Linked DNA regions of Mus musculus: all the other regions are linked to region 4. Evidence: chromatin loops called from intact Hi-C (ENCODE). Cell type or tissue: left cerebral cortex. All regions are shown on one strand.

Region 1 (4,000 bases), 510 kb before region 4:
ATGGCTGTGAAGAGACACCATCACCAAGGCAACTCATATAAAGGACAACATTTAATTGGGGCTGGCGTATAGGTTCAGAGGTTCAGTCCATCATGGTGGGAAGCATAACAGAGTCTAGGCAGACATGGCATTGGAGGAACTGAATGTTTTACATCTTGTTTGGAAGGCAGCCAGGAGAAGACTGGATATTCAAAGGTTAGGAGTAGAGTCTCATTGCCCACCCCCACAGTGACACACTTCCTCCAACAAGACCACACCTCCTAATAGTGCCACTGCCTGGGCTAAGCATACTCAAACCATCTCACATCAATTCAAATGTTTTTCTTTTCTTTCTTTAATTTGTCTTACATCACCATGTTCTAGTACTTTGTACTTTCCCTGCCCCAACACATACCTGTTATCGAATGTATCAATCTGGATTGAATGGTTGTATAGATATGCATATACTACCAGCCATGTAGAAACTTTCAAATAGATATCCACATCAGATTGTCCTTTCAGATAAGTGGAGTCAAGCTATATATCTGGACTACCCTTTCATAAGAACACTATAAACAAATATTTTGTTATTGCATTCATGTTGTTATTTGGACAAATTCTTTTAAATTATTTGCATTTTTAATCCCTCCATAATTAAATACAAATTCTAATTCACTTTATCTGCTCTAATTTGAATATGAAATGTCTTCACATACTCATGAGTTAAAGTCTCTCTGTCAGCTGAGGGACTTTGGAGAAGCCATTCATGGCCATGGGGGACCTGACCCAACAGGTGGATTAGTCTTTTGATCATTGACTGTACTGTCAGAAGATGGTGCAAAATATGTAGGATGGGGCTTGATTGGAGGAAGTAGTTCAATGTCTTTGTTACATTTTTACAGACACCATGACCAAGGCAACTTGTAGAACAAAGGATTTATTGGTGGCTTATAGCACCAGAGGCTGATCCTATGATTATCATGGTTGAAAGCATGGCAGCAGGTACTAGAACAGTAGCTGAGAGCTTACATCCTTATCTAGAAATAGGATGAGAGAGAGAGAGAGAGAGAGAGAGAGAGAGAGAGAGAGAGAGCAGAGATTGGCAAGAGTTTATAGAATCTCAAAGTCCATCCCCAAATGCACAATTCCTCCAACAAGATCACACCTCCTAATTCTTCCCCAAAAGTTCTACCAAATGGGGAATATGTATTCACATACATGAGTTTGTGGGAGCCACTATTATGAAAGTTATCACAAGGGTATACCTTGGAAGAATAAGTCATGGTTCTTTCTTGAGTTCCTCTTTCCTCTTGCCAGGAGTAATGAGGTAAGCAACCTCCACCAACACAAGCTTTGTAGCTATAATATTCTGTTTCATCGCAACTCAAATTAATGAGTCTAGTTGATGTTAGACATCAGAACCATCAGCTCAAATAAATCTTCCCTCTTTAAAATATTGTCCCAGATATTATGTTACAAAAATAACATTGTTTCCAAATAGCATATTCAATTGAGATATAATATTCAACTGATAGTAATAAAATCTCCTGTGTCATTAAAAATACAATAGTAAGGCTGTCAACATTGTGTGAAATTGTACTAATGGTTTCTTGTTTTCTTTCATGGTTTTTCTGTAACCTACTGGATATTGTCTGTTTTAGCTGAAGAAAAGTACTTTATATGTGTTGGTTAATTCTGAGACTTTCTTGGAAACAGAACAAGCCAGAAGGTTGAATGTAGAAAGGGATGTGAGAAGAGGAATACTTCCAAACATTTTTTTTTCTTGTCTTTATATAGGACTTTCCCTTACAACAAATTTCACAAATTGCCTTTAGAAGTACAGATGCCAAACAAAAGGCAGGCTCAGTTTTAATGTCTCCTTGTTATTCTATTTTCTGTTGTTTAATTGAGAAGGGAGATGAGAAAATGAGCCAGGTTCTTTATTCTCTTCTGTGGTATATCCGGCAGCTGGAGAATGGCAGTGGTTGACAAAATGCTCAGCTAATTGAAGCCATGTAGTGGATATTGATGATCTTTCTGCATTTAATGGTGAAATAAATCTGCTCCTAGAGAATAAAAAATACATAGATAGCTGTTTGGCTGATATATGTCCATACTATCCTCTTCAGGCAAATGAAAAAATAATAATCGCTTTCCCAGTTGTAATATGTTAATGCTTGACTGTGCTCCTCAGACCATCTTAAGCTTAAGAAAAATAACAGTATACCATATTCTTCAGGTTTTAACTATTAGGTATGCTGGAAATGTCCTGGGATTTAATTCACTCAGCCACCTGTTGGTGACAGCAGAGTTACACAAATTCCAGCTTTGGAAACACATTCAGAATGCATTGTTCAAGCTCTCAAAACATTTGCAATATAATGGCCAATATAAGAGATATTTATTAAATGGGGCCATTATAAATACCTTTAAAACACTGTGGATACTATTATTTGTACACTATTTTGGACCCTTTGCTCCTTCAAACTTATAATGGTTTAGCTAAATAGCAACTGCATTTTCCTTTGAAATGTCTCTCACCTCATAATAGGAAATTGTCATGATTGCAGGGATAGAGCCATACATGAGAGGAAAAGGCTTTCTCACAACAAGAAAATATTGGAATCTAAAAGGGTTTCAGAACTAATTGTATTAAACCCATTATCTTGAATTTTAAAAATGCAAACATTCAAATTCTTTTAATTTCTGCTTTTATTGGAAATAAAGCCTCCAACAAATTTGAATATCAATTGCCTAATATTTCTCATCCAATAGGAGCAGTAAATTTAGAAAATTCTGGTTGATACTTTTTGTATCAAAATCTGGCTTGAGACACTCAGGTATGGGGCTCAGATATAGTAAAAAACATAAATTAATAAGATAAATTTAAGAATAAAGGAATCAAACACTTCTCTTCTGTCTCTATTCCTTTCTGTTATGTCCTGTTACAATTCCCTTAACTTGAGGTCCTTCCAATCCTGTCTGATACTTCTTCCTATCTTTGCAGAAGCTTCAATTTCACTCTCTTCTTTCTTTCCTTATAAACATGTGAAATTGAAGGTTTTCGTACTCATATTATTTCCATTTCCTTGTTGCTCAACCTTCTGTCCTCAATAGTTTCCTATGTACTAAAACATGGAAGCAATCACATACATAAGTCATAGCTGGTGGTCAAGAGTTTACAGGACCTGTGTTGAGAAAGATGCTCAAGTTAGGCCTGGTCTGAAAGAGAAAGTCTACTATCTTGACATACCATAATGTGTTCAAAATATATACATGGTAAGCCATACCACCATTTCCTTAAATATGATATAGAACATGTAGTCTCAAGTTTTCTAGAGGAATTTTAATCCAGCAAGACAACTGCTCTGGCAGGGGATCTTATCCAAAGACCTTCTAGGTTTATGTGATGCAGCTGGAATGCAGACATACCTTGAATTAGAGGTTGATCTTGCTAGAATACGGACATGCCCCTAGAATACATCTTTAATACCAAACAGTAAAAGTAAGGTTAGTTTACAGAAGGAAGCAGCCATTTTTTAAAACATTTTTATTAGATATTTTCTTCATTTACATTTCAAATACTATCCTAAAAGTCCCCTATCCCCCCCCCCCAGTTCCCTAACCCACCCACTACCACTTCCTGGCATTCACACTCCTCTGTACTGTCGCATATGATCTTCGCAAGACCAAGGGCCTCTCCTCCCATTGATGGCTGAGTAGGCCATCCTCTGCTACATATGTAACGAGAGACACAGTTCTGGGAGGTACTGGTTAGTTCATATTGTTGTTCCTCCTATAAGGGTTGCAGACCCCTTTAGCTCCTTTGGGTACCTTCTCTAGCTCCTTCATTAGGGGTCCTGTGTTCGATCCAATAGATGATTTACAATTCAAATGTTATCACCTTTCCCAGTTTCCCTCCCTTCCAGAAACACCCTATCACATGCTCCCTCCACCTGCTTCTCTGAGGGTTTGCCTAAGAATTTCATGAATTCATTGTTTTTATTTCATTATCTTTTTT
Region 2 (4,000 bases), 880 kb before region 4:
CGATTTGCCTTCCTCTCATCCCCTTCCAGTGCTTTCCTAATTACACTTAGAGAAGAATCCATGGTTTCCAGCATGGCCTGTCAGTCTATACAGCATGTGGTCAGGAATTTTCTCTGTGAGCCAAACTGCTATTCCCCCTCTTGCCTAGAACCTTCCAGCCCCAATGACTTTTCTGCTGTTTGATGGGTAAACTGAACACTTCCCAGCCTGAAGACCTTGAAGCTCAGCTCTATTTGCCATGGAATCGATGCTGTGGATATGCTTATGCTTGTATCTTTTACTTCTTTCTGGTCTTTACTCACCTACCCTAGACACCATCATGTCTAGGGTACTTACCTTTCATCAGCATGTAGGTCTTCAGTAGATTCATGTTGCTTCGCAACACTCATCCTTACCTAAGAGGACATTATATTAATTTGTTTATTATTATTATTACACAGCATAAATCCATAGTCCTACTTCAGGGTAACCTCATGAGGGAAAGAGATCTTATTTGTCATCATGAGGACTGTCGATCATTCGTGTGTGCTTAATGAACATTTATTTCAACAAATCAGTGTACTTATTTTTGTAAGCTCTAGGCATTCAAATGCAGTCTCCTGAAGTCTTGTGATTCTACTGCCCAACCACAGCTGCTTGTGTGTTTCTTTTCTTTTGTTGTATTCGGATGAAATCTGGAGGTATTTTCCTCTTTGGACATTGTGTGATTACTGTCCTATGCTTGGGGATCCTCTCATTAAAATTGTATTCATGAGAAATAATCAATACCAATGACGATGTTTATGTTAAGCTTCTTCCCCCGCCTCAGTATGAAATGATTTCTTTAGAAATTTTGCTTCCTCTAATCTTTCCAATCTGCCATGAGATTATCTGTGAAATTGCTGCAAGATTTGCCTGTAGTCTCAGGGTATAGGGGCCGCAGCAGGAAAATTACACTAGAGTATTTTAGAAAAGTACAGCAGGATTAATTTGTTGTTGTTTTGTTTTGATCTATAAGCAGTTTAGATTCATACTGGCCTCTGCTGTGTGCAAGAGAGATCTACAAATAATTCATGCTTTTAATGATAGTGTCTCTCACAGTCCTCCCTATGAATGTCCTGACAGGGAAGACAAAATTGCCTTTTTTGCCACTTAGCAATGCAGGACAAAGCAGCTGACAAATGTCATGTGGAATTTCCTATCATACAAGCAGATATTCTCTGTGTCAGCAAGGGTTTGCCTATAAGATTTGAGCAGCTTCCTTCTGGTTCTTCTAGAAATGGGTTAGTTCACAGACGACAGTCTCCAGATTATTGATATAATCACAAATTGAAATGGGACTTGGAGCTTTCTGTTCACAGGAAAGCTTGCCTGGCTCTTTCTGTATTTGAAGTGATTAACGATGCTGAAGCATTGTGGGAAAATGATATGTCTATAATTATAGGAAGCCACAGGAGGGAGAAGCCATTTCTGATACTGGTCTTTGAAGCCACCCAAGTTATTTGAGTCTGAGCCATTAGGAGGGAGGTAGAAAGAAGAAAAATAAGGAAAAATATTTTTTAAAAAGAGGGAAATCAGAACATGTAGCAGGGGGACCAGTCTAGAGGACACCATATATGAGATACGTGTATGTAAGAGATAAGCAAAATGTTTGGAGCAGTAGAGAGCTAAGAGACAGCAGGAGGCACTGGCTCAGCAGTTAAGCAAAAGGATGAGAGGCCATAGAGACAATACCTGAGAATAGACAGGTTTCCCATCATTCTTCCCATGTAACCTTCCTTTCTAATATATAATGTGGAGAATATAGAAACAACGTGTCTTAGCACTTTTTTCCCTGTGTGTACACAATGACAGAAACCTTGATTTAAAAAAGAAAATTCTATGCAAGTACTGCAAACAAAACTGTGGAAAGTGAGGTTCCCTCTCCCTTTGTCTCTCTGATGAGAGACCCTTGTCTCTCTGATGTTGGTTAAAGTATAGCTCTTCATACCAGTTTAGAGAGTTTCAGACATACAGAATTTTAAAAATCATATTTAAGGCATGAGGGGGACCTCTATCACCCCTCACCCTTGGGTGTGGCATCCTGCTCAGTGTCTCTGGGCTTGCCATCTCTGCTGCCTGGAAACAGCCAGGCATAAACATTAAATGCGGTTCATTCTGAGGATGTGAAAACACAGTGACAGCCTAATTCCATTTTCGGCCGCTTGGTGCCACTCTGGCTTTATGAACCACTCAGCCATAGCCAATTGCTGGGGAACTGCTTCCTCCTCAGTTGGCTTTCTGTGATTTCAAAGACAGTCATTGTTTTGAAGAAGGTCATTTGGAGAGTTCGGTGGCAGGTGTGATTAGAATGTGTACAGCAAGTCACATTCCAGGTGCTTTGTGTGCTAACGCTTAGGTGTTATTACCAGCATTAATTATCCAAGGGACATGTAACAAGCACAGGTAGACCCTTGTCGGTTCATTTAAAAGGCAAGGCTTTGCAGAATGCAAACCCCCAGGTAGCTACCCTGGCCTTGAAGTTTAATTTTGGGATAGCTTGAGCCCACTAGGCTTGGTCTATTCATAGATGGGATTTTTATATATAAAACAAAAAGCAATTCAATATTAATTCTTCCTTAATAATAGGTTACACACACACACACACACACACACACACACACACACACACACACGTAATACTGGTCAAAAAAAAATCTTTTGTTAAGAACAGCATCCTTGCAAACAATAGATCCAGATTTCATTTGTTTTGTTTTGTTTCGACTTTGCCTCTTTGCTTGCATAAGTTTTTAGTCATCAATAAAAAGGACATTTTTTTCCCTTCAAAGAACAATATATATATCTCAAACTAGTTACATGCAGTGTTGTAAAACACTTTCACCCACACAATAAATCTTTATCTAATTCTCCACCTCCTTGTTCATCTGAAAACGAACGGGATTCCAGGAAAGAACCTGTGCCTGCCTTTTTACAGCTTGGAGACGACTTTCTGAAACGGAGGACATTGCAGTATTTAGCTGAAGGTCCTTGTGCTGTGTTTGATGGGAGCCCAGGAGGGGGTTTGCTCACTTCTAAAGATACGATTGAGAGTAGTGCTTTTCTGACTCATTAATTTGGAAAGGCAAGAGAAGGCTGCCCTTAAAAACTGTCTTTGCAATTAATTGCATGTAAAACTTCCATTCCTGTCCTACCCCGCAACACATTTATAGAAATTGCATACCTGTTTTGAGCTGATAGACTTCTGATGGCCTTCCCATCAGTGGACCTGGTTCTAGGTGAAACTCAGATGCTTGCCAAAGCCAACTTTGGGTTCCCTTTTGACTTCATTGAGTACTGTCCTTAAGTCTTAGTAGTTTTGAGTGTAATATGCTTTGATATTGGGCTTGCCAATTGGACTGTCTTTGTGTTTTGTGTGTTGGGGAACTCCACCAAGTGTAAGATGCTAGCAGTTTAAATTTCACTTTGTAAGTGCAGGCAACTTATTTAATTTTCTTGCAGTTGAATGTCTACAAAAGAGAACTGTTTCATGCAGTAAATGAAACATAGCATGTAAGGCTTGCTGTCTGGTCCCACGAATGGAATACTCTAGTAGGCTTGTTAAATGTGTTTTCAGAATCTTCTTCTCTACAGTGGACTCTGCGTCACCAGAGAAAGGCCTGGAGATCTGCATTTCTGCACATTTAATGAGACTTTTGTGCTTAGCAAAAAGGTGCTTGGGTTAACAATGAAAACCTCCATGGAGTAGCTGACTATTTCAGATCAAGAAAATGTATCACCAAAAGGACAGTGAGTAGGTCCTGGAGAGACTTTTTTTTTTTTTGGTAATAGATATGCAGGGCAAGGTAACAACAGGGTGTGATCAATGCCATCCTGAGCTCTGCCAAGGAAGGGAAAGTCCACCTTTTTATTCAATATGCGGCTAAGGTTCTCTCCCAAAGAACAATGTATCTACTTTAATTTCCTTTCCTTTTTTCTTCTAATTTTATTTGTTTTGTGTTTTAATCTGTGTTTAAATGAAGGT
Region 3 (4,000 bases), 1.0 Mb before region 4:
GAGATTCCTTCCCTCCCATTTTCTCTCTCTCTCACATCCTTCTTTCCTTCCACTTTCTTCCTTCCCACTTCCTTCTTTTCCATTTATGATATTATTTTACTTGTCTTTTAAAATAAACTTGATTAATTTTTAAAAAAAACTCACTAAAAAATAAAAACATTACATGCCCAAATTAGTCAGACCCAAATTTTACACAACTTAATGAACTTGTATTCAGTAGGAATCCTCTTACTTAAAACAAAACAAGACAAAACAAAACAAAATATATTTCATGGGACTTGAATATCTTAGTAGATGTTTTCTGGTGGATACAACTCTGACCACAACAGTTAAGGTTACTGAATTCACAATCAGGATTCACTGAAGGCCAGACTCCTGGGCTAATTGTCTTCCTCATCTGGCTGTGATGAGGGCAGAAGTCATCCCAGCTACTGCTCTGCAGAACTCGAATTTTGCATTGAGATTTGTGCTGTTGCTGTCTCGCCTGATCCCTAACCCTTCCCTTATGAGGCAGTCCAGTGAGTGCATCCTATTTTGTCCTCTTCTGCATTGTCCTAATCATATTTCTTTGACCTGGCTTGTCATTGCAAGGTCTGGCATCTGACCCTCTTTCCAAACTCAACTTCCTATTACTTGTCTCCACCCACCCCCACCCCCACCCCACCCCCCAAGGCACTACTTGCATCTATCTGGATCTTTTTCTCAATTTGCCTTTCTTGATAGGCCTATCTGGCTGTCCCAGTCTTGATCTTTGGTTCTATGCATTGCTGACCTAACTTAACCCTGTCAAATATTTGGTTCGGGGTAGTTATTAAAGATTTCAGGCCTTGAGGCCAGACAAAATGAGTTCAAATCCCAATTTGAGCATTTTATAATTGTAAATACTTGGCCAGCACCTTTGCCCACTGAGCCATCTCACGGGCTCTCTATTCTTAACTCTAATAGGTGGCATGTCATTGACGCTGACAGTGGGAATGACTTCCTATGTGTATGGATTTATACGAAGAGCTGTCTGCTCTGCCTTTTTTTGAGTGTTGGAGAAAAAAAGCTCCCCCCTCCCTCACACTCCAATTTCCCTTCAAGGAATGAGGAATGCCAAAACAGAACTACATTTTATTGTTCTATGGAGAACTTACTTCATTTTCCAGAGCTTCCTCCCCCTCCCTTGCCAGTTCTTCAGATTACAGTGTGTTTTATCATTTTGTATTTTTACCCTCTAACCGAGACGATCGCAGACTGTTTGAATGAACATCTCTCCAGTTTGTGTTATTAGAACTGCTTTCTAGTATTAGATCTGAGTCCTCTTTCTAGAACTTTGAGGCACAAAACTGAAAACAGAAGAAGACAGATCTGAGAGCTAAATACCCCTCTTCCCTTCCTCTCTACATGGGATGATTGACATCCAGGGACACAGCATGTAACTTCTCTTAGGATGCTGAACGAAATAAAAACTGTTTGTAGGAGGAAACATGATTCTCCATTTATTCATGGAGACTCAGACAATGTCGTGGGGAAGCAGATGTTTTGTGCCATAATTCCTCTTGATGGCACTGGAACCTTAAATATCGCTGCAGGTCCAGTTTTTCACATTCTAAATCCTATTATCTAGGTTAGCTCATCTGTATTCAAAAGATCAATGTTGCATTATTACAAAGATCCTTTCAAGTGTAAAAAGGATGGCACTTCATTACAGAAAGTAAAAGAAACTAATCAAACTTTCTTGGTGAAATCATTGACTTTTTTAAGTAAAGGGCAAATTTAAGATTTTGAAAGTCCGAGATGCGAGAGAATTCAGTGGTTTGGGCTCACGCCGGCATGCATCTGGTTGTATCGTGTGGTCTTGGATAACCCAAAGAAGAAAGAGGCTTTCTTGAAAGAGTCTCAGTGCTTCCAGCTGTTCTCATTTCTTCTGTCACTGCTTGGTTGTGTAGCTTGGAAAAGAAATGAGATGCTGGTAGGAGAGAGAGGAGAGAGAGAGAGAAGGGGGGGAGGGAGAGAGAGAGAGAGAGAGAGAGAGAGAGAGAGAGAGAGAATATCTATAAGGTGTGATATACTTCAGCATCTACATTGACCTGGTTAATGCAAAATGGCTTAATTTTATGCATTCATTATTTTTTACTTTTCTGCTGGGAGACTGGAACTCAGAACATCACTCTGGCTAGGTGCACAGTCCACTAGATGTCTCAAGTCATATTTCAACAGACAGCTGTTGTCTCATTAGGAGTGGTTGCATGTGTTGTTTGTTAACATGCAGGTTGCTTAGTAGGGAGAGCACTTAGAATGAGGGCCGGTAGAGAAGAAGGGAAGGAAACAGGACGGCGAGAGAGAAGCTGAGTCGGCAGGCATGCCCAAGGAAGGCACATGAGGGTGAGGAGCTGGGGATCTGAAGTGGCTTTTCCAATCTGTCTTCTGTGAGAACGGGTGGACTCGTCAGTATTCTAAGAAATTTATTAATTACTTTCCTCATTGCTGTAACCAAACACCCTGACAAGAAGCAACTTAAGGGAGAGGAAGGGCTTAACCTGCCATACAGTGCACGAAGGGCTACTGTTTACCTTGCAGGGGAAAGCATGGATGTTCCAGTCACTTTACACTCGCAGAGAGCAGAGAGGAATGGGAGCAGGAATATCAAACCCACACCTGGCCTCATTTCTCCCACAACTTACTCTGTTTTGTTTTGGTTTTGCAGTCTTAGAAAACAGTGCCACCAGCTCTTAACCAAGTGTTTCAAAACACAAACTTCCATGGGATGCTACAGTCAAGTCAGGGTAGTAAACTAACTGCCTGGGAAAAGAGCTTTGTGAGACACTGATCATTGCTGTTACATTTTTAATTCACACAGTGCATACTTGAGGGGTGCATGGTAATACATACACATACATGATTAGGTGAGGGTAATTGGCATGTCTGTCTTCAGATGTTAACTGTTTGGGTTAGCAGCCTTCAACATCATCCCTGCTAGGTTTTGAAACATTCAGTGAATCATTGTTAACCATAATTTCCCCACTGTTACAGAATATTAGCTGCACCCCTAATACTGTTAACTGTTCTCTCTCCATTCTCCTTCCTAGTCTCTCTCCATGCTCGGGTCACCACTATGTGACTGTACCACTTTTGACACCAACTCTTTAGATTCCACACTGAGTGAAAAACCTACGGTATTTGTCTTTCTATGGTTGACTTGTCCAACTAAGCACAATGTCCTCCAGATCCAAATAACAGAATTTCATTCATTTCTGTGGACGATGCCATTCTGTTGTATTTCTGTACATATATATACTGGCTTGTGGCTCCACATCTTGGCTTTTGTGACTAATGAGGCAGTAAACCTACATGCACTGATACCTCTTTAGACTGATTTAGTTGCCTTTAGATATCTACTCATTAGTGGGATTATTTGATCCTTCAGTATTTCTGTTTCTGCATTTATAAGGAACCTCCATGCTAATGAACATCATAGAGGTACGTGTTTACACTAGCTAAAACCACAGAACTTCATCTCCCTTTCTCCATATTCTCGTCAACACTATTACTATTACTACTACTACTACTATTATTATTATTATCATTATTTCATCTTTTCATTAATATCCACTATACCTGGGCAAGATGAAAATTTTCTGTGGGCTTGACTTAGATTTCCCCGATGAAGCACTTCTAATGGCTACCCCAAAGGGGAATGATTCCTAAGGTCTATTCGTAGGCAACATTCCCAGAAGCCTTTTATTTCTAAGGTACTCACTACCCTGACTATCTTGAGATGAATTATTTATTGTTTTATAGGCAGCTGGACTATGACAGGTACTGGGGCAAAAAAGTGACAATCTTATTTAAAATATCTATCTATCTATCTATCTATCTATCTATCTATCTATCTATGTATCTATCCATCCATCCATCATTTGACTGTCTGTTCATCTGTCCATTCATTCATCCATCTGTTCATTCATTCATTCATCTATCCACCTATCTATCCATCCATCCATCCATCTATCATCTG
Region 4 (4,000 bases):
TGTTATACAAAGTAATAAGTTGGTAACTGTTGTATTCCCTTCAAATATGTGTTAATTTTTGTTATGAGAGGCTGTGTTGTTAAAAAAAGACGTGAACAAGTTAACATTTGTGGTATCACTGGTCTTCCCTTTGTTCCCCCACCCCTGGTAATTTCAAATATCCCAGGCTGTTTGATTGAAAGCAGTGAAACAGAGTCCGAGAAAATAAGGAATTATGTTATGTACAAATTTTCAAAAATGCCATTCTCAGATAAAATTTGAATTTTACAGGTAACAATGTACTTAGAATCTGATCCTTGGCTGTCAAGTCTGTCACTTGGCCAGCTACTGCTTCCAGTTCTGTTTTAACTGCTTTGGTCAAGAATAAGTAAACTCTTGCTGGAAGCACGGTTGTTTTTCCAAGTACTCACTTTCTCATCAAGATAATTACAATTTACTAAGCTGCCACTCTCTTAAAAATCTAAAATTAATCTTATTTATCTCGATAATGCTTATAGTGAGTAAATAATTCATGTTTACTGGTAAACTTCAGATTGTGACCTTCATTGAAAAACATTACTTTCGCAGATTTAATAGTTAAGGACTGAGAAGATGGGATAAACAAGATGAGAAGATCCCTAAATCCAGAGACTGTTGTTATCAAAGTAAGAAATCCCAGCAGCCAAGCGTCAGCGTCATCTGCCTCGTGAATGGGTTGAATGCCTCATCTGTGTGAGTCAGAAAGAATGGCTCTCTCCGCAATGCTTTCAGAGACCCTACTCTAGTTATAACTTGACTTTGGAAGTCTAGCCTAGCCTCCAGATCTTGGAGAAAAGAATTCCTTGTTGTTTTAAGCCCCCTGCCCCAGCATAAAAACACCACCGTGCCAATTCAGTGCCCTTAGACAGAAGTCACAAGAGGCATGCTTTGTAGATGGTAGATGTGATGACCCACAGGCTCCCAGCTCTGGGATCTTTTCAAAAGCTGCCTCAGGGGGCAATATTTTAAGACCTTTAAAGGAAGATGGACAGCTTTCTTGGTGTTCAGGACCTTTTAGGTCATGATGATAGACATAGGAGAGAATAGTTGGGTTTACTGTGCCTAAACGAGCGTATGTATTGTAAGTAAGAGCACAGGAAAGGGCAGGAAGTCAACGTGTAAGAAATTAGCTCTTTGCAGAGTTAGAAAGACAGAATTTGTGGGTGCATATTTCCATATTTTGACAGCTTTCATTCACCTCTTTTCCAGGTAAGCAGTTTATACATTAAAAAGAAAAATCAAAACATCTTTTGTATATGACTAAAACCATATATCTCGTTGTTTATAAAACTCTCCTTTGCTTTGTACTTGATCTTTGGGGCAAAAATCTCCTATCTGTGTCTCAAACTTTTACTCTCAATTAACCAAAGATAAGGGTGGTTTCTTTCAACATCCAAACCCCTATATTTGTGGGGAAAAACAACTAACTAGCCAGAGGGTAAATTCATTCAAACTACTATGTGATACAGACCAAGTCTGGCCAAAGCCAAGATGTGCTGATCGCGGGCCTGGCTTCAGTAAAAGAAACAGATCATTAAATCTCATTGCAGTGTCTGTAGCTAGGTTGTTTATTACAAAAGTAAGAATCACTAACATGTCCTCTTTGCTAGAACCATAAATCTGAAAGTGCAGACGCTGAGACTTGACAACTGCAGTACCTTAGCGACCCCTGCTGTTCTCAGGCAGTGTCAGCCGCCTCTGGCAAAATCCTTTTCTGCGTTTCCTTTCAGTTCAGCCCTTCTTTGACTTCCTTTTAATACCCCCCTCTCTTTGCTTAATTCTCCATCTCGCTTCTCTCTGCAATTTAGCAAAGCAGGGGCAATCTGAAAATTGATTTTTTTATGATTCTCCTGTTAATCACGTCTTTCACACTCAGGCGGTTCTAGAATGATTCTGCCTTTCTTTAAGATCATTTCAACCACTCAGTGAGAGATCCCAAAAGCATCTTCATCTTTCTTTGAAAATGCAGCTTCCGCTTGTACGAACCCCTCATACTAACCTTGCACACGCACAGTAGTAGAGGTAAACCGGAAACAAAAGGAAGGCACGTGGAAGCAAGTGTGTCGCCAAGAGCTTCTGAAAACCACCCAGAGAGCAAGCTCTTTCCCCCTCCCTTCTCCCCTCTTTCAGCTTCTCTCTTTCTCTCTCTTCCCCACCTCCTGTGTGTGTGTGTGTGTGTGTGTGTGTGTGTGTGTGTGTGTGTGTGTGTGTGTGTGAGACTACCAACTTCTTTGTTTTTGCCAAATAAACACGCCATAAACATGAACATGCCACAGTACCAACTGGTCATTTTCACGTTTTCATCAAGAATTAAAAAAAATAAAATAAAATTGAACTAAGCGTGTTTAATATATTTCATGTGCATTTATATGGCCATGTGCACCCTGTGGCAAGTTTAAGGGAACTTAGCAGACAGGCTGTGGTTGGTGGTTCTCTCTTTCCCATGTAGGTTCTCAAGAGCAAACTCATGTTTGTTTTACACATGGTAACGTGTAGTTGCAAAGGTCATTATGAGCTAAGCCATCTAACTAAGCCATAAAACATTTTCTTAAAGAACTTTAGAGAAAGCCTGTACAGAGCTATCCAGCACATAACATTCTTCTCAGACTAATTCATGACCTCTGCTAAACTTTTAAATATCTTGAAGGAGAGAGTTTTTTACATACCTAAATTTAATAAATGTATTGATATATGTTCTAGAAGGTACTTGGAGTGTAAAATATGACTTTAAAAGCCAGGTGAGGCAAGATCTAGAATCTATGGCAAAAAAATAAAAAAAAAAGAAAAATAGAAAGAAAAAAAGAAAAGGGAAGAAAAGAAAAGAAAAAAGAAAAAAAGAAAAGGAAAGGAAAGGAAAGGAAAGGAAAGGAAAGGAAAGGAAAGGAAAGGAAAGGAAAGGAAAGGAAAGGAAAGGAAAGGAAAGGAAAGGAAAGGAAAGGAAAGGAAAAAGACAAAAAGGTAAGCACAAGGCTATGTTGTGTTCCCATGTTGGCAGGGACATGTGGAGCCAGGCTAAGCAGTTTTAAGGCCTCCCAGAAGCTGTTGTGTGATGTTTCCAATCTTCTTCTTCTATGTGCCCTTTGTCACTGGACACGAAGCTATGTGAAGACAACACAACACATGTTCCTTTGCTGTTTAAGTATCTAGGAGCCATTAATCTTATTGTGGCACTTTCATGGACCCACCTGAGGTATAAATAATGACACAAGACTTCTATTATAGATTAAAGATTAGGCCTTTTGCTGGGACATCCTCCTGGCTACCGTTTAAACTTAGATTATTCTAGTCTATGCCTCACCATGTGGCTAGCTCTTGTGGAATTTTCTCTGTTTTAGCTGGTGTCTGTCTCTTTTTGTGTCTGCCTTCAATTCTCCTGCCCCTGCTTTCTTCTCCCTAGATTTCTCTCTGTCTCTGTCTTTCTGTCTTTCTGTCTTTCTGTCTCTCTAAGTCTCTCTCTATGTCTCTCTCTCTCTGTCTCTGTCTCTCTCTGTCTCTGTCTCTGTCTCTCTCTCTCTGTCTCTCTGTCTCTCTGTCTGTCTGTCTGTCTCTCTCTCTCTCTCTCTCTCTCTCTGGAAGAACATCCCTTCTTCCTGCCCGAGCTTTTGGCCCTCAGTACTTTATTACAACCAATCAGCAGTGAGAGAACCTAGATTGTGATATAATTCTAGATTTCCTCTGGGCACAGAGGGCTGCCTGACCTTCAAGCATCTGAACAGCTGTGGAAGGACACACATTTATAAACATAAGGCCTATGATGGGCCACAGAAATAACAATACCAATGTCCAGCCAGCATTTAGGTGTTGCCAGTACAGAATTAACAATTGAAAATACAGAACTGCACCTTTACACAATGTTAAAAAAAGATTACCCCAACAAATTTGGCATAGTGTAAAAATTCAAGCAAACATGAGTTTGGTAGAATCTTGCGACTGAGTAAGGCTTGTCTTGCCTTCTAGATTAATCTTGTAAGATCCGTTACAA
Region 5 (4,000 bases), 1.0 Mb before region 4:
AAGTATTTTATAGCTTTAGTTTTCTACTTGGTTCTTTGATTCATATTGAATTAATTTTTGCATATGGATATCTGGTTATCTTAGCATTATTTGTTAACATTTTTTCCCATATGAAATTATTTTAGTGAACTTATATTACTCCAGCTTCCTGTACCCCTTTTTAGATAGTGTCTTCCTTTATGGTCTATGTTGGCCTAAAATTCATGTGTGCATGTATTAATTCTATACCACTGGTCTATATTCTTATCCCTGTGGTAAAGTGTACAGTCTTCATTGGTGAGGTCTTGTAGTACATTTTAAATTAGAAAATACAAGTATAACCCTACAACTTTACTCTTTTCAAAATTACTTTTGCTGTTTGGAAGAGCTGAGCATTTCATATGAATTCCGGGAAAGCATCTCAGTTTCTTCAACAAGGCAACTGGAATTTTGATAAGAATTGTACGGCATATCACAATGCCTTACTTTCAGGAGAAATGATGTCATTATTTTGACCAGAATGTCTATTCTTTTAAGATGCTAAGTGTCTTCATAACAGGCAAATATAAATGTTATTAAACCGTCTCAGATTAATATCAAGATTTTCTCTCTCTCTGAATATCAAAAATGATTCATCCATTTATTTATCTGTGCATGCATGTGTGCATGTGTGTATGTGTGCATGTATGTGTGTGTGCATGTGTACACTGTGTGCATGTGTGCATGTATGTATGTGTGCATGTGTGTGTGTGCATGTGTACACTGTGTGTGTGTGCATGTGTGCATGTGTGCATGTGTACATGTATGCATGTGTGCATGTGTATATGTGTGCATGTGTGCAAGTGTACATGTGTACATGTGTGCATGTGTGGTTGTGAGCACTTTGTGCATGTGTGCGTGTGTGCATGTGCGAATGTGTACATGTGTGCATGTGTATATGTGTGCACGTGTGCGTGTGTACATGTGTGTGCGCGTGTGTGCACGTGTGTGCGTGTGTGTACATGTGTGCATGTGCACACTGTATGCATGTGTTCATGTGTATACTGTATACTATATATATGTTGTTGTTTTTCGGGACAGGGTTTCTCTGTGTAGTCCTGGCTGTCCTGGAACTCACTCTGTAGACCAGGCTGGCCTCAAACTCAGAAATCCTCCTGCCTCTGCCTCCCAAGTGCTGGGATTAAAGGTGTGCACCACCTCACCCGGCTCAAGAATGAGTTAATAATATATTTATACATGTACATTTAAAAACGCAGACATTTATTGCTATTTTTTTTACTGACCAAGTCACTTTACAGTCAGGGGAGGGGTGGTTTATGTAGTTTCAGATGTTGGGTTCACCAAATTCTTCCTGGCTCACTTTTCTAGAGAAAGTCTTATCGTTCTCGTTCAGGCTGTGAGTTCCTGTTAGTCACTTGAAGGATGCCTATCCAGGAATACCTTTGTGGTATTATCATGCCATGCTGAGCTTAAATGATGTAGCCAAAAGTGGCTATATAAGCGAATAGTGGAGTGTCCCGTCCAGCAGGGCCCAGTTATTCGTGGGTATGAGGGGAACAGCAAATCTGCAAGAGAAATGAGTGGGAGGGAAAGAAGAGAGGAGACCAAGGAGGATTCCTGTCAAAGTCTCCGTTTATTAGGCTGAAACGCCAGGTTATAAGCACACAGTGAGGGGAAATAGGGAGGGGCTTAGGGAGAATTAACAAAGAACAAAGAAGCAGGCATCTGGGGACATGAAGGCTGAATTCTGACTGCAGGCGGGAGGCACCCTGAGTCTTATCTCAGGAATGTAGATTCCTCCTTAACAGTCTGGGGTGTCAAGCTGGACTCAGCACATAACTCATGTCCTTGGAAGTCTTGGGAGTCAGGAAGAAATAAGGAAGAGGGGACTATAATTCAAATCTTTAGGGTCTTAGGTGTCAGGAAGGGAATAGGGAGGAGGAGGTGACAGGCTCCTAACACAAGGCCGTTTGGCTTATTAGGGTGGGAAACTGTGAAAGGCCTACTTTCTCCAACAGTGGAGAGTGAGTAAAGGAAGGCAGGAAGTGAAAGAAAGCTTCCTCTGTCCCCTTGCAGGAGTCAGCAGGGAGGCAGGGAGGCAGGAAGCCAGGTGGACACTATGGTAGAGGAGTGACTGACACCATCATTAGCTTCATGAGTTGTGCCTCCTAGCCATCCAACTATTTCTAATAACATTTTATTTTTCTCTTGATTTCCTTTCCCTTCATAAGAAAACTAAGCTCAGAGCCCAAGGTCTAATTTGGATATTTTATTATAAATAATATTCATACTATTTAAAATGGAAGTTTCTATACATATTGCTCTATTTATAAATGATTTATATTTGTGAGAAGTACATTTTTAGGTATAACCTTTAAAAACCTCATTGGAAAACAGATGCACTATTTTCTCTGACCACAAGAGGGCAATAGTGTCACGTGTAAAAAAATGCCTGTCTACCACTTTCTGAACAGATGGCACATTTGTTAGACTTCATTGGATGTATTTTTCCTTTATTGAAGCACAGGGGAATTTCACATTTTGCAGGTAGGATGGGCAAAGATAGTTAAAATTTTATACTGTATTTTTATCTCTTTGTTTATGCTGATAAAGGTAGCAAAGACAATTGATTTATCCTCCTTTGTTGCTGTTTTGAGGAATTTAGTGTGTGAACAAGCTTAGGTGAGTGCTCTCCATCACTACGACCCTGCAGAAGATGTTCTGTTGATTTTGCATTTAATTGGAAATGTCACATAGCTAATGTAAAACTCATCCTCAACCAAGCCCTCCAGTACCTCTCAGATCCTGTTGTTCCCAGGACGTCCTTGTGTTTTATCTGCCTCTGCACCTTTAAGTAGCTACAATCCAGCAAGCTTTCGGTGCGAATAATGTTGTGTGACCTTTCTTAACCCTATGATCATAGAAACTCTGAAGTGTCCCTTTCACAGATGGGCTGAATCCTGCTGGGTTCCTAATGTCCTTGCCTCCCTCTGGGTTCTTCAGCTCTTAACTCAAAGCTAATCAGCTCCCTCTTTCCAAGGTGTGATGAAGCAGAGCTTCCTGCACTGTAAAGGTAGACAGTTTTAGGATTCTTGCCTTGGGCATATGTGGTTTATCATGCTGTATTGGCCCGTGCAGGCTTTTCAAATTAGCTGTCAACACTTAAATGCAAACGGTTCTCATTAAAGACCCACATTTCTTGCATTTCTGGCAACATTGGACGATGTAGTAGTGCTAGCCTGAACAGTTGCTGTGAGTATCGGGGCAATCACCTTCTTTGTGGCTCTGTAGAGTCGCTACCCACACAGCCCCTCCCCTGCTTTGTTTCAGAAACAAAGAGAAATGCCTTGCTAATCAAATTTGAAGTTTTCGTCAAACGAAGAAAAATGGTAATTTAAACAGGGAGAGACTCATGGCTCAAGAAACTCAAGGCTAAGAGAAATAAACTGACCTCGCAAATTTCGAATTTCAGCACCTGGGAGAGCTCCATCTTTGGCCAGGGGGGCTTCAGGTTGGCTCTTGCACAAAGTGACTCACAAAGTTTCTCTCTCACCAGACCTAGGATGCATTCACTTTGTTGTCCCAGTGCCCTGCCTGGCAGGATGTGAGAGCACTCACTAGAAGGTCGGTCACGACCTAGTTTTTTTTTTTTTTTCTTATTTTTCCCGTTGCGAGTGGTGGCCCATGGAACCCCTAACAAGCATGTTGGAAAGTCACTGCCTGACTAGGCTGGGAAGAACGGGTTAGAAAAGAGCAACTGGAGTAGCAAGCTGAGGCTCCCGTGCTTCTGACAGGGATGCCTCTCCAAGACTGCTCTCCAGTTTCAGTGGCAGCTGAGCCAAGCACAGCCTACAGTGGCTAGAAGGGCAGACAGGAAATCCATTTCCTGCTGCGTGTTCATCGGCAAACCGCCCAAAGCAAACAGCTCGGGAAGTTTGCTTTAGTGGAGACAAACTTACAACTTTGCTCCTTCAAAGCCCTTGTTTACAAGTCAAAGCCAAGGTTCACTGGGGCTTTGTCA
Region 6 (4,000 bases), 560 kb before region 4:
TTCCTTCCTTCCTTCCTTCCTTCCCCTCTCTCTTTCTTTCTTTCTTTTTTGTGTGCCTATTTTGTAGAATGATACCAGTGCTCCAATTTGAAGATACAAGTCACTAACTTCTGGCATCTTTTCTGCTGACTTCTTACTCCATTGCTAGATATAACACACTCTGAATGTTCTTCCCTCTGTTTGCCATAGTTAGTACCCACTGTTCCTAGAGCAACAGAACAGATTTATGGTACAGGGGAGGCTGAGGCTCAGGAGCATTAAGGAACGTACTCCAACTCCTTGGTAACCTCTGGTTGAAGTAGCGTTGAAGGCAATTCGGCTGACAAGAGATCTCAAGCTCTTACTCAGATTCTCGTCCTGTAAACTAGTTTATCCAATTTCACTCTTCTAAGGACAGTTTGCAATGAGGTTTTAAATATTAAAATAAACTATGGAACTTGTTATAACTGAAATTACTACATACTAGTGCACTGAAGTGAGATAAATTAACTGAATGTTCCCAGATTCACTTCTTTTCTTTCTTTCTTTCTTTTTTTCTTTCTTTCTTTCTTTCTTTTCTTTTTTTTTTTTTTTTTTTGCTGAAAATATTTACTGTGTGGAATATTCCCTGTATATATTTCTTTCCTGAGGCCAGTTTCTTCCAGTAAATTATATTTATTAGCAAAATGAAGCATAAAATACTGAATTAAAAACTAAATGAAATGAGAAGGCAAAGGTTAAAAATGTCCTGGGAAACCCCTTCGACAACATATAAAAGCCAGATCAGGAATTTTATTGTCTTTCAAGAATCATTAATTATTTACTATAACTAGTGAAGAAAAGCAAATATTTCTATGCCACATATTTATTCCTTAGGAATAAAACAATATGAGATCCATCCAGCACCAACCCATTCTGCTTGAGTGTTGAAAATTTGAAGAGCATCAATTGGTTAAAAAAAAAAAAGAATAGTATTTTCTGAGCATTCTGATTGATTGAAGGTTAAAAAGAAATTCGTCTTTTTCCTTTCCTTGGGCTTAAATCCTGTGGGGACGTCTCAAGATCTTCAAATAGTTCCCTCCAAGGGAGAAAAATTCCAGTACTTATAGCATGCCATTTCGGTGCCTGGGGACTCCCTGTCATCTCACTTTTGAAAAGTAGTTGGTGAGCTATGCAGATCACGAAGATTGGGCAATAAAAATCTACCACCATCAAGCTAAAGAAATCTATTACTCACCTCTGCTATTAATAGAGTTGGAGCTTTGATTTCACACTGCAAAAACCTAAGATTTATTTTGCTTACTTGAATCTCAAAGCTTGAGTGGTCTCCGATTTGGGAAATGTAAATCCTGCCTCCCTTTAAACTAAATAATACTTCTATTTATAACACTTGTCATAGCCTTTAGAAACCCCTTTTCCTCCTTGCACAGAAAGTGCTGTCGTATTCCTCCTCTAATGTTGCAAGCAGAATACGTTTAGATTTATTAGAGAATAGAAAAAAACTAAGAGGCAGTATCTCTGGGGTGCAGGAGTAAGCCTGGAGAACTGCTGCCCATTACAGCCTTTTACAAATGAGAAGGGGGAAAAAATCCATCTTGTTCGTTTGTAAATTCACTTGAAACCACTCTTGTCATTGAGCTGTTTGATAGCAAAAGCATGCTGTGAGTTTTGTTTTAAGACAATTCCCATTTCTCAGAATGCTCCTATTGTTTGTGTATCTATCATTTAGAAAACAAGAGGGTGACAAGAGAGGCCAAATACCAGCACACGCAGGTAATAGGCAATCCGGCTTCCAATTTTTATGTGTGAAAGAATTTCTCTGTTTAGCCGGGAACAATTAGACACAAAATGAATGTAGCCAGCCACTGGGTGGCAATGTTGCTCCATCGAGTTCTTGTGGAAAGAGCATTTTTTCTTATATTAAAAGAGAAAAGGAAATGAAGAATGATTGTGCCTTAAAGAAATTAGCATTGTCTAAATGGGAAAATTGGTTTTCCTCTTCTTCTTTGATTTCTTTTGTGTGTGTGTGTGTGTGTGTGTGTGTGTGTGTGTGTGTGTGTACACTAAACATCTCTTGACCAAGGTATAACAATTCTATATTCAAGTGCTGATATTAACTGTGTGCCTGGTGTTTCCTATGTTTCCCTTCTCATGACGCTGATTCTTTTGCCAACTCAATAAGGGGAATATTACAGGTTGGTTAACAATGCTTGAAAGAGGAGTAGAATACTAGAATAGATATTCTTGTGTTAGCTTACATTTAGAACTCTAAACCCAACACAATGGATCATGCATTTGCTGTCAGGTTTGAGAGGATGAGGTAAGAAGATCACTGTGAGTTCAAGGTCATCTTCAGCAAGTGTAAGACCTTGTTTCAAACAACCAAACAGGGAAAAAAATAAAAAAGGAAAAAAACAAATCTGGAGCTCTAAGTCTGCATTACCACTGAGGCCAGAAGAGAGAAACATAGAGCTAGAACAGACAGACCTAGAAGTAATGACAGGTATAATCGGAGATAGAATATTGATGCACATTGTCTGGTTCTGATAATGTGCATATGACCTGAATTAATTATGTACTCCTTTCTTGCTTCACTCAGTACATGCAGAGTCTTAAATAGATTACAAGAAACTGATGTCCTTAGCACCAATATTGGGTTAGAGTGACTGGTGCTAAATAGTGGAAACCAACCTGTGAAACACTCATTACTTTTTTTAAGACTCAAAACCAAAGTTAAATAGCCATTTTAGAGTCCTGAATGTTATATATGTGTGATATCCGATCTATTATGGCCATTCACCACACAAATAATGACTCATTGTCTTTTTCTACCTCCCTATGAACCTTCTAATATTCTATAACATGTGAAGTTTATTAAACATACTGGACAGTTTCTTATCACCAAGACAAAGGTTATCCCTATTGATGAAGTGAAGTTTTAATTTTATTTTCATTCACTATAGGTAAACATAAACAACCACATAGAGCTACCTTTAACTTTACTCTGCTCCACGTAGAAACCACTTTGGGAGTTGAGAAATATACCTTCTTTCCAGTTCAATAGCACTTACACATGAAGCGTTGAGAAGGTCATTATGGCTTATGAGTGTTTCCTCTAGTGTGTCGTTGCTCTAAATATTTTATACATTTAACCTTTCCAGTAAATATATGGATAAATAATCTTCTTTCCAGTGATGAGATGATGCAACTTAAATGGGAGCCAGTCTTCGAATAGAATATGCTGACCTCTGACCGGGCTGATTATTTTGTTTTCTTCTAACAGAGGTTAGCTAAGGATATTTCGAAACAAAGAAGTCTTTCTCTGCCCACCCACCCTCTTGTTTCTCATCCCTCATTCTTTCTGAAGCAAGTAGTAGAGACTAGAACACCTTTCCTTCGTAGCTAGTCATAAACCTAATATTACAAATGATCACACCCTTTCCGGTAAAATGTTGGCCACAAAAAATTTAAGAACCTCACTTGAGCAGAATCTTAATTTGTAGCTGGGACCAAGAGACAAGGAAGAAGCTGCATAAACAGGTGTGTGATGGCTTTTCCACTCACTCAAGTTTCATTATCTCAGATTTTTTTACCATTTATGTTGCTACATAGTTGTCCTCACTTGAGTGAATCTATAGATAAGCATCAAACACCTTCTTCCTTTTTTGAGTAGTCCACCTGAAGACTTCTACGTCACATACTGTTCTTGTTAAATAAATCTGTCATGCCATGTTCTCTTCAACTGTCTCTGATATGTGGTATTGGTGGTGACCTGAGCGATGGATGAAGAAAACCCCAACCATTCCTTCCTAACTCACTGAACATCACTTTTGCAACATTTGTTGAGAAAGGCAATTGAGCCAGTGTTGCAAAGAGAAAGGAATATCATGTAGAAAATGAGCACCATTTCCTAAGGAACATGGGGGCCATGTTGTTACCAGAATGTGTCCTTGGGGAGCCTTTCCTTGCTTCCTCTTCTTTAAGTAGCTTGTCACAGTATTCCCACTACCCAAACAGGTTT

The links. Hi-C counts contacts between places; a loop is a spot of excess contacts. Peaks named below come from ENCODE experiments on the same cell type or tissue, not always from the same donor. Only the 100,000 strongest peaks of a DNase experiment are listed, where the experiment ranks them.
Region 1: it touches region 4 in a loop (3-fold over the local background); 3 of 42 quality-filtered maps call a loop at or near these places.
Region 2: a loop joins it to region 4, with 4 times the contacts of the local background. A loop is called at or near these places in 15 of 42 quality-filtered maps.
Region 3: a loop joins it to region 4, with 9 times the contacts of the local background. A loop is called at or near these places in 19 of 42 quality-filtered maps.
Region 5: a loop joins it to region 4, with 6 times the contacts of the local background. A loop is called at or near these places in 19 of 42 quality-filtered maps.
Region 6: a loop joins it to region 4, with 13 times the contacts of the local background. A loop is called at or near these places in 21 of 42 quality-filtered maps.

The regions. Positions count from the first base shown.
Region 1 is chr11:40,101,096-40,105,095 of GRCm38, reverse strand. The region is part of intron 2 of Gm12132 (a long non-coding RNA gene); the gene reads right to left. Among named protein-coding and RNA genes, the nearest start is that of Gm12132, 95 kb to the right of the region's middle. In left cerebral cortex, a CTCF peak has its summit at 2,276; a DNase peak (open chromatin) is centred at 2,273.
Region 2 is chr11:40,467,706-40,471,705 of GRCm38, reverse strand. No RefSeq gene overlaps it. Among named protein-coding and RNA genes, the nearest start is that of 3110004A20Rik, 6.0 kb to the left of the region's middle. In left cerebral cortex, a CTCF peak has its summit at 2,176; a DNase peak (open chromatin) is centred at 2,182.
Region 3 is chr11:40,594,094-40,598,093 of GRCm38, reverse strand. No RefSeq gene overlaps it. Among named protein-coding and RNA genes, the nearest start is that of Gm34281, 29 kb to the right of the region's middle. In left cerebral cortex, a CTCF peak has its summit at 1,526; a DNase peak (open chromatin) is centred at 1,557.
Region 4 is chr11:39,586,902-39,590,901 of GRCm38, reverse strand. Gm33963 (a long non-coding RNA gene) reads right to left here and starts at 2,160. Exons shown (of 3, transcript XR_388578.3): 1 at 2,018-2,160. In left cerebral cortex, a CTCF peak has its summit at 1,692 (motif pointing left); a DNase peak (open chromatin) is centred at 1,696; H3K4me3 peaks cover 459 bases; H3K27ac peaks cover 361 bases.
Region 5 is chr11:40,600,145-40,604,144 of GRCm38, reverse strand. No RefSeq gene overlaps it. Among named protein-coding and RNA genes, the nearest start is that of Gm34281, 35 kb to the right of the region's middle. In left cerebral cortex, a CTCF peak has its summit at 2,393 (motif pointing right); DNase peaks (open chromatin) are centred at 2,411, 2,840, 3,488 and 3,881; H3K27ac peaks cover 238 bases.
Region 6 is chr11:40,147,348-40,151,347 of GRCm38, reverse strand. All of the region lies in intron 5 of Gm12132 (a long non-coding RNA gene), which reads right to left. Among named protein-coding and RNA genes, the nearest start is that of Gm12132, 140 kb to the right of the region's middle. In left cerebral cortex, a CTCF peak has its summit at 1,844 (motif pointing right); a DNase peak (open chromatin) is centred at 1,843.